Regions from separate parts of the Homo sapiens genome. Here region 2 is linked to region 1. Evidence: read pairs that join two places in POLR2A ChIA-PET (ENCODE). Cell type or tissue: Caco-2. All regions are shown on one strand.

Region 1 (2,500 bases):
CCTGCCCCTCGGGGGGGCTGTCCTCACTGGAAGACCCCTCCAGGGGTCTGGCCTGGGGGTCTTCTCTCTGGATGTCGGCGTCTTCTCTGTCTTTCAGCCGCACGGAGTGCAGGAGCCAAGGCCAGGCAGAGCCCATGGCTACCAGGCGCGCAGTGTTGCCACCGACCTCCAGCACCTGATGCTGCTCCAGGAGGGCCTGGGGAGGCAGGAGACACGCGGGGTCTGTGGGGAGCTCGGGATCCTCCACGCTGGTGACGGGGGACGAGTGGAGTGGCCTCCCCTGACTGGCGGGTTGAGTGCCCTGAGCAGCCCAGGCCCACGAGGCAGGCCTGGCTCCTAGCCCCGGGGCTGCCCCTTGCTAGCCCTGTGCCCTGGAGCAGCATCTCTTTCTCTCTGGCTGCTCGTGAACCACGTCAGCCGTGTGACCTTTGGGGATCCACAACTGTACCCTCAAAGCGGATGTGAAATGCCCCAGTTTTCAAGTGTTAATGACTAATTCAACGTTTAAAAAGAACGCAGCATGCTATGCCCCAAATCAAGCCCATCCTCAGTGTGCACCTGGCCTGGGAGCTGCAATTTCCGCTTCGGTGATATCCGGCTAACCTAAAGCACAGCTCACCTGGATGCAATCTGCGAATGTCCTGGTGCGCCCACCACCTGCCTTCTCCAAGGCCGAGAACCGTCTGCGCAGCTCCTCCTTGTCAATCCCAAAACAACCCGTGGCTATAATGGCTTCCAAGATCTCCAAGGCAGCAGTCAGGTCTTCGGGACTATACCCAGACAGCTCCAGCTGGAGGACAAACTCCTCCAAGCTGCAGGTGTTTTCCTGGGGGTTTATCAGCTTGGTGAACGTATCAGGGAGGCAGGAGGTTCCCATTGTTAGCTCTTCCAGAGGAGCGGCTGTGGGGACACAGAGGAAGATCAGAGGCAGCCCGACAGAGGCCCCCCTCCCCTGACCAATGCACAGGCCACACCCAGGAAAGGCATGCTCCAGCACCAACTCACTGCTTCCCCGACAGCCACAGGGGTCACCTGCTGGGTGGACACACTGGGCCCCTGGCAGTCAGGCTCCTGATCCGTGACCCTAGGCCTCTGACTACAGCTGACTGGGACACAACAGCTGACTGGATTTCTCTTGGCCACTGTGATTCTCCTGCTCAAGATGTAAAGTGAAGGGCACAGAGGCCGAGGACTGAGGTTCGAGAACTGTAAAGTCCAGTGCTCTGACGGGGAGTCCCTGACCAGGGCTGGCCTGGTCCCATCCCTTCCTGCTGCTCATGTACCCACTGTTCCTTAGACCCTGTGAGATACTCCAGGCCCCTTCTACACACCCTACTTTTGCCTACACTAGCCAGGGCTGGCTACTGTTGCTTCCTATAGAATATGTCTCTGCTAAAGCCATAATTGATAGGTTATCACTACATTTTTGCCCAGTCCAAACTCCAAAGTATAGAATTCTAACTGTGGTTATGAAATGTACAGTGAACACCATCAACTTCAACAGCGCACCTCACTTCACTGTGCTTCACGGATATTGTGTTCTTGGGTTTTTTACATACTGAAGGCTTGCGGCAAGTCTGCATCAAGAGAGTCTACGGGCACCACTTTCACAACACCGTGTGCTCGATTTGTGTCTGTCACGCTTGGGAATTCTCAGAATATTTCAACTTTTTCATGATTATCATATCTGTGATGGTGACCTGTGATCAGTGATCTTTGCCCTTACTATTGTAATTGTTTTGGGGCACCACAAACCATGCCCACATAAGACAGCAAACTTAATTAATAAGTATCATGTGTGTTCTGGCAACTCCAGGGACCAGCCATTCCCCATTTTCTTCCCTCTCCTGGGGCTCCCTATTCCTGAAACACAACAATATTGAAGTCAGGCCAGTCAATAACCTTACAGTGACCCCTCTGCATTCAAGTGAAAGGAAGAGTTGGACATCTCTCACTTTACATCAAAAGCTAGAAAATATCAGGCTCTGTGAAGAAAGCATGGTGACAGCCAATATAGATGAAAACTGGGCCTCTTGTGCCAAAGTTAGTCAAAGTTGTGAAGGCAAAGGAAAAGTTCTTGAAGGAAATTAAAAGTGCTACTCCAGGGAACACACAAACAATAATAAAGCAAAAACAGCCTTGTTGCTGACATGGAGAAAGTTTCAGCAGTCTGGATAGATCAAACCAGCCACAACCTTCCCTTAAGCCAAAGCCTAATCCAGAGAAAGGCCCTAACTCTCTTCAATTCTATGAAGGCTGAGAAAGGTGAGGAAGATGCAGAAGAAAACTTGGAAGCTAGCAGAGGTTGGTTTATGAAGTTTAAGGAAAGAAGCCGTCTCCGTAACATAAAAGTAAAAGGTGAAGCACCAAGTGCTGATGGAGAAGCTGCAGCAAGTTCTCTAGAAGCTCTAGCTGAGATCAGTAATGAAGGTGGATACACTAAACAGATTTTCAATGTGCACAAAACAGCTTTATGTTGGAAGATGCCATCTAGGACTTT
Region 2 (2,500 bases), 180 kb before region 1:
CTGTGGAAGGCCAAGGCGGGAGGATCCCTTGAGCCCAGGAGTTTGAGACCAGCCTGTGCAACACAGGGAGATCCTGTATCTACAAAAAATTTAAAAATTAGCCAGGCATGGTGGTGCATGCCTATAGTCCTAGCTACTCAGGAGGCTGACGTGGGAGGATTACCTGAGCCTTGGGAGGCTGTGGCTGCAGTGTGTCATGATTTTGCCACCACACTCCAGCCTGGGCAACAGAGTGAAACCCTGTCTCAAAAAAAAAAAAAAAAATGAGAAGGCTATTGAGATTGAACAGAGGATATGATTTGCAGTTACATTTTCACCCCAACTTACCCAGCTTATCTTTCCTTCCCGTGGTGTCAACTCAGGGGACGCAAATGGGTGGAGGCTGGTTGGAATGGCTCATACTACATCATGAGATTGGAGCCTGGTCCTCCATGTTGGCTGAGAGTCTCAGTTCTCCTCCACGTGGCCTCTCCTTGTGGTCAGCTTACATTTCCTCAAAACGTGGCAGTCTCAGGGCAGTTGGGTTTCTTGTGTGCTGGCTCAGGGCTCCGGAGAGGATAACATCAGAATATCTTGTTCTTCCTCAGGCTTGGGCCCAGACTAGCACAGCATCATTATCTTTTTATTCTGTGAGTTAACATATTTCAGAGGACCAGTGCAGATTCAGAGTGGAGAGGGCTGCATAAGAACACGAACACTGGGAGGTGGCTTCATTTGGGGCCATCTTTGGAGACCAACTATGATGCATGATGTAACTGACCTGAATTCCCAAGCCCCTACCCCCAGCTCCAGCATAAGGTAGGTAAGAAGTGACTGGCAACATAAGTGGGTCATGTTGGAGGAAAGGTAAGTCTGGAGCTAGGCCTTACAGGTGTTCAGTGCCACAGATGAAAATGATGGTGCCAGGAAAGAGGTAGGGCAGGAGGTCTTTCTCTTCATGGGCCTCTTCCCAGATTTCCCCTGTGGATCTTGTTGGCAAAAACTGAATCACATCAGCACCTCTTACTGCAAGGAAGCCTGGGCAAGTCAGAATCCGTGAAAGGGAAGTGGGATTGTTATTTCTGGCCTAAGTCAACCCTGATTCATTCTCCAGGCATGTGTGGGCCATTGCAGCCTGAATTAATCAGGAGGGAAGAAGAAGTGCGACGATAACTGGCCAGTGATACACAGTGGGAGGTCAGTACAAACCTACCCCAAAGGCCGAGGAAGCTGAGAGGTTGAAGAAAGAGGCTGACAAACCCAGTTTTTCAGAGACAAATTTTTGTTGTTGTTGTCATTGTTGTTTTTAGAGACAGGGGCTTACTCTGTCACCCAGGCTAGAGTGAAGTGATGTGATCAGAACTCACTACAGTTTTAACCTCCTGGGCTCAAGCAGTCCTCCCACTTCAGCCTCCCGAGTAGCTGGGACTACAAGTCACACACCACACCTGGCTAATTTTTTTTTAATGTTTTGTAGAAACGGCCTCACTATGTTGTCCATGTTGGCCTCAAAGCCCTGGGTTCAAGTGATCCTCCAACCATAGTCCCCCAAAGTGTTGGGATTATAGGCTGGAGCCGTGGCTTCCTAGAAAGAAGCATTTAACTGGGACTTGTGAAGAGAAGCCACGTATCCAATGGTTGAGAAATAGTAGTCCCCTGTGCTGCTACCTCCCAGCCCCAAGACCAGGGCTTATATACCATAGGGAAATTGCCTAAGGGCAGGATTTATGATTAGCATGTGTTTACAATAACATCAAGGTTGTTTTGACCTAAGGGCAGGCTTTGCAGTAAGTAGAAATCTTAGAGGCATTCCTGCAACTGTGGTGAATCTTAAGTCAACATGGTGGATCTGCATCCAAAATGGAGTTGCTTTCGCCTCACAGTAGGCGACATACAGAGGATGTCACAAGCAACAAAAAACAGGGAAAGCAGCTTGGAGGATATAGCTTTACTTCAGGTGAGAGGAGGGTGGGGCTGGACCAGGGCAGAAGCAGCAAGGAGTGGGAAATAAGCCAGATGTGAAAATGAACACAGAAGTGGAGGGTACTGCGTGGAATACTATGCAGCCATAAAAAAGAATGAGATCATGTCCTTTGAAGCAACATGGTTGCAGCTGGAGACTGTTATCCTCAGTGAATTAACACAGGGACAGAAAACCAAATACTGCATGTTCTCGCTTATAAGTGGGAGCTAAACATTGAACATGCATGGTCATTAACATGGGAACGATAGACACGAGGGACTTCTAGAGGGAGGATGGTAGGAGGGGGCAAGAGTTGATACGCTTCCTATTGGGTACTATGCTCAGTACCTGGGTGATGGGGTCATTTGTACCCCAAACCTCAGCGACGCACCATTTACCCATGTGACAAGCCTGAACAGGTACCCCCAAAACCTAAAAGCTGGGAAATAAAAAAAGAAGCAGAGTGCACAGCCCATGGCTGCTGTGACTGTCTTTCACAAGCGAGAATGGGAAAGAGAGACAGAGAGGGAAGTCAACAATGACAACATCATTTCCAGC

What was found. Peaks named below come from ENCODE experiments on the same cell type or tissue, not always from the same donor. Only the 100,000 strongest peaks of a DNase experiment are listed, where the experiment ranks them.
Region 2: POLR2A ChIA-PET joins it to region 1 with 5 read pairs; 3 of 35 experiments call an interaction of 5 or more read pairs at or near these places.

What each region holds. Positions count from the first base shown.
Region 1 is chr16:27,464,641-27,467,140 of GRCh38, forward strand. GTF3C1 (general transcription factor IIIC subunit 1) reads right to left here. Exons shown (of 37, transcript NM_001520.4): 33 at 620-900; 34 at 1-196. Among named protein-coding and RNA genes, the nearest start is that of IL21R-AS1, 12 kb to the left of the region's middle. In Caco-2, no CTCF peak of the experiment used is centred here; a DNase peak (open chromatin) is centred at 951.
Region 2 is chr16:27,285,569-27,288,068 of GRCh38, forward strand. It overlaps NSMCE1-DT (NSMCE1 divergent transcript), which reads left to right. Exons shown (of 5, transcript NR_037184.1): 3 at 1,094-1,176. Among named protein-coding and RNA genes, the nearest start is that of NSMCE1, 18 kb to the left of the region's middle. In Caco-2, no CTCF peak of the experiment used is centred here; no DNase peak of the experiment used is centred here.